3 separate regions of the Homo sapiens genome follow, and regions 2 and 3 are each linked to region 1. Evidence: chromatin contacts called from ENCODE Hi-C or POLR2A ChIA-PET data. All regions are on one chromosome and are shown on one strand. Each heading gives the region's core, a stretch centred on a gene start or an enhancer-like site at or near the end of the contact. The rest is flanking DNA. Distances are from core to core; before and after follow the strand shown. Region 1 holds the start of IL15RA (interleukin 15 receptor subunit alpha). Region 2 overlaps RBM17 (RNA binding motif protein 17). Region 3 overlaps FBH1 (F-box DNA helicase 1).

Region 1 (2,995 bases), core at 269-2,768:
CATCTTGAGATTTATTATTAAGTATTGAGAGAAATTGAATAATGTGGGATTTCCCCAGTTGGAGTAAGGGTGGCTATTCCTGCTTAGAAAAAAAGAATGGACCTTGTGTGGTCACTGCCGGATGGTAGGTTCATTATTCTTTCTACTTTTTTTTTTTAAATTTAAGAGACAGGAACTGGCTGTGTTGCCCAGGCTGGAGTGCAGTGGTGCGATCTCAGCTCACTGCAACCTCAGCCTCCTGGGTTCAAGTGATTCTCCTGCCTCAGCCTCCTGAATAGCTGGGATTACAGGCGCCCGCCACCATGCCCAGCTAATTTTGGTATTTTTAGTAGAGATGGGGTTTCACCATGTTGGCCAGGCTAGTCTCGAATTCCTGACTTCAGGCGATCCACCTGCCTTGGCCTCCGAAAGTGCTTGGATTTCAGGAGTGGCCACCGCGCTCGGCCCTAAATTCTTTTATTTAACTTTTAAGTTCAGGGTTATAAGTGCAGGTTTGTTATAAAGGTAAACCTGTGTCTTGGGGGATTATTGTACAGATTATTTCGTTTTCAAAGAGAATTTGCAAGTATGTCACAAAAGCCTCATAAACACGTTGTGAGATTTTAAGAGGCAATGACCGAGGCTTGGAGATGTCTCGTCCTGTCCAATGTCACCGCTAGACCTGAGAATCTGCACTTGGGAGCTTACAGACCCGGTTCTCAGGCTTCACTTGAGACCCCAAGAAAGAAAAAAACCCACCAGCCAAAGAGGAGGATGGCAGCCTGGAAGAACCTAAGGAAGCGAGGCTCAGAGGTGAAGCACTGTGGCTCCTCTCCCCCTTCTCCCCCCTCCGCCCCCTCTCCTTCTAAGATGAGGCATTTTCTAGGGGAGCAAAGCTGCAGCAGGAATTCGGCGAAGTGGCGGAGCTGGGGCCCCAGCGGGCGCCGGGGGCCGCGGGAGCCAGCAGGTGGCGGGGGCTGCGCTCCGCCCGGGCCAGAGCGCACCAGGCAGGTGCCCGCGCCTCCGCACCGCGGCGACACCTCCGCGGGCACTCACCCAGGCCGGCCGCTCACAACCGAGCGCAGGGCCGCGGAGGGAGACCAGGAAAGCCGAAGGCGGAGCAGCTGGAGGCGACCAGCGCCGGGCGAGGTCAAGTGGATCCGAGCCGCAGAGAGGGCTGGAGAGAGTCTGCTCTCCGATGACTTTGCCCACTCTCTTCGCAGTGGGGACACCGGACCGAGTGCACACTGGAGGTCCCAGAGCACGACGAGCGCGGAGGACCGGGAGGCTCCCGGGCTTGCGTGGGTAAGGTCCTGGGTCCCCACCGGGCACGGCCCATGCGTCCCGGGGACAGGGGTGGCTGTGCGGTGCCGCGGCGGCCGGCGGGGCTCCTTCCCCAGCAGGGGTGGGGACGCTGAGTCACGGATCTGTCACCGCTTTGCACCTCTCCGAGCCCTCGGGGGCCAAAGCAAAAGCGAAAGCGAATGCGACTGGCGGGGCGGCAGGTCCCAGAGCAGCGCTCGCCACCTCCCCCCGGCCTGGGCAGCGCTCGCCCGGGGAGTCCAGCGGTGTCCTGTGGAGCTGCCGCCATGGCCCCGCGGCGGGCGCGCGGCTGCCGGACCCTCGGTCTCCCGGCGCTGCTACTGCTGCTGCTGCTCCGGCCGCCGGCGACGCGGGGTAGGGAGCTGGGAGCAGGGGCGCCCGGGCGGGACTTGGAAGGGGGCCGGGACGTGGAGCTGGAGGGAACCGGGCGCCCCATCTCCCCGGGCCGTGCGGGGGCGTCGGTGCCCTCGGGAGCGCGGTGCGCGCAGGCCCAGGCCGGGGAGGGGACGCGGCGCCGGGCAGGAGGGACACGTGCCGGGAGCCGGGGTCGCAGGGAGAGCGCCGCCGCTGCGCCCGGGTCACCCACGTAAGGGAGCGGGCGGCCTGGCTGGGGTCTCCGAGGCCGAGGTCAGGAGCAGTTCTGAGAAGCCCGTTTTGGCCACGGGAGCGCGGAGCCGGCGGCGTCCAGCAGTTTGGAGACACGGGCGAGTGCGCTTCTCCCAGGCGCCTGGACTGCAGGGCGGGTGTTGCATAGCACGCGGTCCTCGGAGGGGTCCGGGAGAAACTACTCCTCCCGACTCCCAGGCAAAAGTAAATTATGTCAGTGGGAGCTGGGAGGGTGGGGAGGAGCTGTGTCCCAGGGGGAAACGCGTCGGGCAAGTTGCACACCTGGGGACCTGGAAACAACTTCCAATTCTTAAGCGATCAGGAAACCAGCAGAGGCGGTCGGGACCGGATGGGGGTGGGGAGTGGGGGCCAGCCTGGAGTCTACACTCGCAGAAAAAGGGGGAAGAGATCTGTGATCGCTTGGTGTATTCGAGAAGAAAGCGGGTCGCGGAGCTCTGATCTCGGCAGGGAGGACGGAATGAGCGATTCCTAGGGGTTTTGTCCCGGCAGCCAGAGGAAGGAGGAAAACAGTAGCAGGGTCTAGCTCTATCCTTGTCAGCGCTTCTTTATCTTTTTATAGTCAGGGAGCTCTTGGAGGGTCTGATGAAAGCTATGAACCCCCGGCCCCCAGAAAAATGCATGAATGAACATAGTTACAAAATGTGCATATGATTTTGGGGTCAAAGCCCCACTGAAGGCCATCCATGGACTCTCTATAGGAATTAGTAACGCCATGATCTGTGTGTGTTTTTAAGCGAGACCCTGAATAATTTACATCCAGTCGGGCCAGTCTGCCCAGGCCCTGGCCAAAGCCATTCCACGCACAGTTGCTGCTGCCTGGTGTGGCCTGAACGCCCCCCCACCCTCTGCCACCCCCACCCCAGCTCTGCGAGGCTTCTTGAAGTTTCGTTTTCATGAGACTCTGATGCTTGGATTTCCCCCCACATCTGAGAAGCAGAGTTAGTTGGTGACCGGTTGGTTCCTCCCAGTTGGCTAGCAGTGTCACAGGACCCCATAGCTGGCAACTGGGGCAGCTGGATTACACAATATGAAAGTGAAATGCAGCCTTAGTCAAAGCCCAGCAGAG
Region 2 (2,995 bases), core at 205-2,704, 120 kb before region 1:
CCAGCGTGGTGACAGAGCAAGACCCTGTCTCAAAAATAAAAACCACAAAAAGATGTTCATTAGAGTGGTATTTATAAAGGCAATGTAAAAGCAAATCTAGGTGGTTTTACAGTTAGGGAATACTTGTGTAAATTATGATGCATTCGCTTAATGAGAATTAAAAACTGATCGTGAAAACTATGTAACAAGGAGGAAAAAGGCTTACTCATTAAATAGGAGACTAATATTATAGGTACTAGAACCAATACACGATTACAGAAGAAACTATGAACCAGTTTTTAAATTAGATGTAGCAGGAATAAACTAGGTATCAAATTTATGGGGGAAAATGCTCAATGACTAGGAATCAGCAAAAAAACACCTCCACCATGTGGTGCTTCCCCTCCAGAAGAACTACCAGCCCTCAGGAACAGCACCCGCTCCCCTCAGAAAAGGACAACTCAAGGGTAAGCTGCAGCCACAGACTGGCCCAGAACATAAGCAGGACAGGCAGGAGACGGAGCCCAACCCAGAACAGTGACGTGAAACAGATGGGCAGGAGTGTGCCCTTTGCCCCAGCCTGATGCAGCCCTTCCCACAGGTGGTGGGGAGGACAGGCGCGCCTTGCTAAGAAACTGTCTCGATAGCACTATTATTAATCTTTTGGTCATTTTTCATCAAGCGGTTTTGTGCAATTCATGATGCTGTTTAAATGACCACAGTCATTATTTGAACGCCATCTGTGGAAAGATAAATGTATACTTAAATTGTGGGTATAATTTTAACTAGTTTATTCACTCATTTTACCTCATTTTGTCTAGTTTTAACTATGATTTTGAGTTATCCTTTTCCAGATCTTCTTCATCCTCAATAACCCAATTTATAGAGTTGACCACATGTTTGTTTTTAAGCATATGTAAAATCACTGGAATCATACAGGTTAGGGTGGTAGAAGTGGGTTTTAAAACCCCTTTCTCTGTTTTAATCCACAATAAATCAGTAAGTACTAACACTGTTTATGATAGCAAAAAATAGAAACAACCCATATATCCAGCATTAAAGGAATTAAATTATAGTCCATCTATATACAAGGGAATATAGTGAAGCCATAAACGTGATCATACAGTCCTGTATTTTTTGACAGAGTCACAACGTATTAAGTAAGAAAAGCAAGTTAGCAGAAGGTGGAGTAGGCACAGGATGGAAAAATATTACGTTTTTCACTTCCGGATTGTATGACTGAAGGTAATTTGTTTTTCTTTCTGCGTATCTCTAGTTTCTGATTTTTCTACAACAAACTATTTAATTTCAAATAGATACATTTTAAAATTGGCAAAACAGAAGTAAAAATTAGGTGGAAAATGATACTAACTTGGTTTCAAAGGCCCACCAAGGAGGCCATCTGTTAAGAGTAACTCATATGCAAAATAAGCCACATGGGAACAGAGACACGTATCAAGCTCACAGGCAGGCGCGGGCTTACCTTCAGCCCAGCTGCTACATGCGGTGGAGTGTCCACAATTTGCCGGTCATCTGAGGAGCCACCTCGCTTCAGGTCAATGACTGGGGCGAGGACTGTACTTTGTTTCGTCCTTTGGCTCTAAAATCATCAAAAACAAGGAAAACATACTGAAGTTTCAAATTAAAATTCACACTGTTTGCAACAAAGATTTTCTTTCTGGTCCCTGCAACAAACCTTTGAGATATGAGAAAACCATAATCTCAAAACAACAGCCTTTTAATTTATTACTATAATCATATATTATTTTCTTTCAGCTTTTTCAAAAACATGAGATTTTCTCCATTTCTGTGAAAGGTTTACAGTAAACTTAGTCACTTTCAAAAGATACTTGGGGATAAGAGTTTTGTTCCCTCCTACTAGGATATAGAATCCTTCCTATCTCCTTTATTATGAATCTACAAAAAAAAGTTTTTAAAAGAAAATCATTTCTATACATTCAATTATTGTTAATGTTCTACCATACTTCTTGCCCTTACACCTGTATTTTTTGCTAGACCATTTGAAAGAAAGTTGGAGACATCATGACACTTCACCCCAATCTCCTGAAACCGTGGACATTCTCCTGTCAGATTACTACCCCTAATAAAATCACTAATTCCCATGTCATTTCCCATCCAGTTCACATTCAGATTCTCCAAGATATCCCAAAAATGTCCTTTAAACAGCTGATTTTTTTTTTGAACCAGGATCCTACCAAAGTTCCTGAAATGCTTTTGGTTTTTAAGTGTCTTGATTAAGAACAGTCCCTCTTCCCCATCATCATCATCACCATCATCTTCATCTCCTCTTCCTTTTTTTCCTCTGACACTATCTTGTAAAATGCTGTTTGTTCTAGATCTGTCTAATAACTACCTGGTTATTTAGTTGAGCTTGTTCCTCTATGCCTTGTAATTCCTGAAACCTGGAGGTTAAAGGCCTGATCGAATTCAGGGTAAAGCTTTTAGGCAGGAACACTTCCCAGGTGAGGCAGTGTGCCCCTTCCTGCAACACACAGCAGGCACACTGCGTCAGGCCGTCTAACAGCAATGCTAAGGTTGATCATATGGGTATGGTGGTAACCATTAGATCTTTTGATTAGAAAGGTTTAATTTTTCTCTTTTGCAATTTAAAGTGTTACAAATTTTCATTACCACTATAAAAGGCACAAAATAAGCCTTCATCTCTCTTGAATATAACAATACTTATAAATTTAAGCAAACAAAATTTAATCCAATTAACAACTCACAAAGTAAATACGAAAGTTTACAGAACGGAAGGGGGATTTATTAGAATCACATATTTTCTTTCTTTCTTTTTTTTTGAGATGGAGTCTTGCTCTGTCACCAGGCTGGAGTTCGATCTCGGCTCACTGCAACCTCCGCCTCCCAGGTTGAAGCAACTCTCCTGTCTCAGCCTCCAGAGTAGCTGGGATTACAGATGCACGCCACCACACCGGGCTAATATTTGTATTTTTATTAGAGATAAGGTTTCACCATGTTGGTCAGGCTGGTCTCA
Region 3 (2,995 bases), core at 488-2,987, 67 kb after region 1:
CTTCCCGAGTAGCTGGGATTAGAGACACGCACCACCAGAAATTTCTGGCTAATTTTTGTATTTTTAATAGAGATGGGGTTTCCCCTTGTTGGCCAGGCTGGTCTCCAGCTCCTGGCCTCAAGCGAACTGCCCGCCTCGCCTCCCAAAGTGCTGGATTACAGGTGTGAGCCACCAAGCCTGGCCTTATTCTACCTTCTAATCGGGGCCTGTAAGATCCCTCAACTGTCCCTGTCCATCCTTCACAATCTTGTGTTCCCTCCCACCCTTGCCACACTGCACTTTTTCTCTTCCTCACATGTCCCAAATTCATTCCCATCTTCAGGCCCTTAAGGCATCTATACCTTCTCTGAACTGCTCTCCCCACAGTTGTGAAACGGCGGTTCCTCCTCCACACTCAGGTTTCACTCAGACACTACCTGCTCAGAGAAGCTTTTTCCACCCCTCTAAAGCAGCATTCACCCCACAGCTCTCTGTTCTATTTTCTCTGCAATGCTCATTACTCACTAAAATGCCATTTCACACATTTACTTACATAGGACCTGTCTTCCCTCACTAGATCAGGAATCTCCTCTAACTCCTCTAAGCCGGTCACAGTGGACCGGCTCGTGGACAACTGTCGGACACACACAGGTGTTCAGTGTTTGTCAAATGCACAACCCCCCAGGCACTCCCCACCCTGCTGAGGAAACCATCGGGGCCCCTGTGAATCAGCAGCCGACACGCCATAGCCTCTCCCGCATGGAGGATAAGGTGGATGAGTCTTTTCCATCCCACAAGTGGGATATGGAGGAAGTAGAGCCTAACATTTTCCTAGGGAAGCGAGGCCACGGGTGAATAAGAAAGGCTTCTCTTGGCGAGGGGCTTCCCCTAAGGCTGCAGGACCCATGATGGTAAAATCAGCCTTAGTGGTATCTCGCAGCCGCTCAGAACTGCACGTTCATAAGGCGCTCTTACCAGCCTTTCCACATCAAACTCTCAGCCCCTGGCTCCTGCAGAAGATGACACTGAGGTGGAGCAGGTGGGTCCCACAGCCTGCCAGGTGCTAACACTGCTAAGTGGCAGGGCTGGACCTGCTGCTGTGTCTGGGACTCTCCCATTATCACAGCATCCCCTCCCCTCCTCCCGGGGCATTACCTATTGCTGATGTTAATCCCCTTCTCCCTCATGGCGTAGAGAAGCACGGCTATGCAGTACAGGGTCTCGGTGACATCTGGCATGGTCACCGTGGAGCTGGGTCTCCGGAGGCAGAAGAGCAGTCGCTGGATGTCATTCACACTGCTGGAGAGGAGCACCACAGCCGCCACCAGGGCCCAGATGTTGACACCCTGCAAGCCAGGTGCACAGGGAGGGAGGGACAGCCCACAGGCCATGGTTAATACGAATCACAGCAGGAAGGAGTCAGGAAAGCCGAGCCACGGGTCCAGCTGCTGGCTACAGACTGTCTGGACTGAATCCAAACTTTCCAAGTTGTATTTGGGAAACAGGGGAGCCCTTCTGTTCGCCCTGGACTCCTTCTCATCACTTTTGGATTTGAGATCTTAGTTTTCTTTAATTAAATAACACGGATGAAGTATCTAACATAGAACCTTGGACAGAGAGACAGTCTAAAAATATGAGCTCCCTGTCATCTCCCCACCCTACTCTCCAGGCCATGGGGGCTCTCAGGTCCATATGTGCTTGGCAGGGCCAGAGCAAAACAGCCAGCAAGGGGCGCCCACCCAAGAGGCATGAGAGACGCAGACACAGGAGAGGGCCGCACGCAGGCTGTGGGGAAAATAAAATCTGGCAGTTCTCCAGCATGACGGTGTTAACTTGCTATTTATTATTAGTAATAACTGTTCATTGTAAGTTAAATAAATATGAAATTATGGAAAGTTTATTTTGTGAAGACAGCATGCTCCTCTTAGCAATGTCTCTGTAAATGTTCGCTTACACAGAAACAGTCAATAGTGGACACAGATCTTCATCTTTTTTTTTTTTTGAGACAAAGTCTGACTCTGTCACACAGGCTGGAGTGCAGTGGCGCGATCTCAGCTCACCGCAACCTCTGCTTGCCAGGTTCAAGCAATTTGCTTGTCTCAGCCTCCAGAGTAGCCAGTACTACAGGCACATGCCACCATGCTCGGCTAATTTTTGTATTTTTGGTAGAGACAGGGTTTCACCATGTTGGCCAGGCTGGTCTCGAACTCCTGACCTCAGGTGATCCACCCGCCTTGGCCTCACAAAGTGCTGGGATAACAGGCGTGAGCCACCACGCCCAGCCTTTACCATTCTTAAGTTACTACACGTCTCTGTGTTAAAGAATGCATTCCAAGAAAGGAACATCCCATCCCCTCTCACTTCAACCATCCTGTGAAAGAAGACCCACTCCACCACCATCAGCAATCATCTTCTTCAAGAGAAACAGAAATGCAGTTGCCTGGGTTCCCAGCCCTCTGTGGCCAGTAAAACACACGCAGAGGTTGCACGTAGCTTCGAAGATAAAATCTGGGAATCCCTGAACTGGAAAAGGAGCAACAGGGCTGAGATTCAAGGAGACTGAGGGTTATTTCCAGCTTCTCATTACCTCATTGTGTGACTATAGCAAGACCCCTAATTTTTCTGTCCCTTTCAAATAAGCAAACTTGTTGATAATGGGGTGGGCTGTCTTGTAAAGAAATCCTATTATTAAAAGTGTTCAGAGGCTAGATGACCACTTTTCAGAAATATTTCAGAGAAGATTCCTCAACCAAATGGGAAATCAGACTAAATGATTTGTTAAAATTTCATCTACATCTAAGACTCTACAATTATATGGCCTTTTATTTCTCCACTGGGGACAATGACAACATGAATGCTTCAAAGCATTCAGAGATTAAATACAGACATTAAAAATAAATATAAAGTCATCCTCAATTGAACTGAATCACCAGTACACTTTCCTCCAGTGAAATAACATGCCGCCTTCTCCCGCAGCCTCCAGACCTACCCCGGCAGCAGCGTAGAGGTCGGGGAG

The links. A loop is a pair of places that touch in the nucleus more often than their neighbours do. ChIA-PET counts read pairs that join two places held with the same protein, here RNA polymerase II (POLR2A). Pooled maps may share reads with other maps.
Region 2: a pooled map shows a loop between it and region 1 (2.2-fold over the local background). The contact joins the enhancer-like site here to the promoter of IL15RA in region 1. A Hi-C loop is called at or near these places in 1 of 50 pooled maps. POLR2A ChIA-PET finds 5 or more read pairs at or near these places in 5 of 52 experiments (H1, WTC11, activated naive CD4-positive, alpha-beta T cell and 1 more).
Region 3: a loop to region 1 is called in a map of heart right ventricle, with 2.3 times the contacts of the local background. The contact joins the enhancer-like site here to the promoter of IL15RA in region 1. A Hi-C loop is called at or near these places in 12 of 168 maps with a recorded cell type or tissue (B cell, CD4-positive, alpha-beta T cell, GM12878 and 9 more), 30 of 37 single-sample maps with no recorded cell type and 23 of 50 pooled maps. POLR2A ChIA-PET finds 5 or more read pairs at or near these places in 20 of 52 experiments (CD4-positive, alpha-beta T cell, CD4-positive, alpha-beta memory T cell, CD8-positive, alpha-beta memory T cell and 16 more).

What each region holds. Positions count from the first base shown.
Region 1 is chr10:5,976,066-5,979,060 of GRCh38, reverse strand. It overlaps IL15RA (interleukin 15 receptor subunit alpha), which reads left to right and starts at 1,518. Exons shown (of 7, transcript NM_002189.4): 1 at 1,518-1,656. The coding sequence starts at 1,569. RefSeq lists silencers at 755-1,424, 1,515-1,894 and enhancers at 2,785-2,864, 2,995.
Region 2 is chr10:6,099,855-6,102,849 of GRCh38, reverse strand. It overlaps RBM17 (RNA binding motif protein 17), which reads right to left. Exons shown (of 12, transcript NM_032905.5): 3 at 1,463-1,579. Among named protein-coding and RNA genes, the nearest start is that of RBM17, 12 kb to the right of the region's middle. Within about 2 kb of position 1,454, at least 2 of the 41 ENCODE cell types and tissues checked have a DNase peak (open chromatin) inside an H3K27ac peak, as active enhancers do.
Region 3 is chr10:5,909,268-5,912,262 of GRCh38, reverse strand. FBH1 (F-box DNA helicase 1) reads right to left here. Exons shown (of 21, transcript NM_178150.3): 5 at 2,969-2,995; 6 at 1,135-1,325. Among named protein-coding and RNA genes, the nearest start is that of FBH1, 21 kb to the right of the region's middle. Within about 2 kb of position 1,737, at least 2 of the 41 ENCODE cell types and tissues checked have a DNase peak (open chromatin) inside an H3K27ac peak, as active enhancers do; they include heart right ventricle, where a contact is called at or near this core.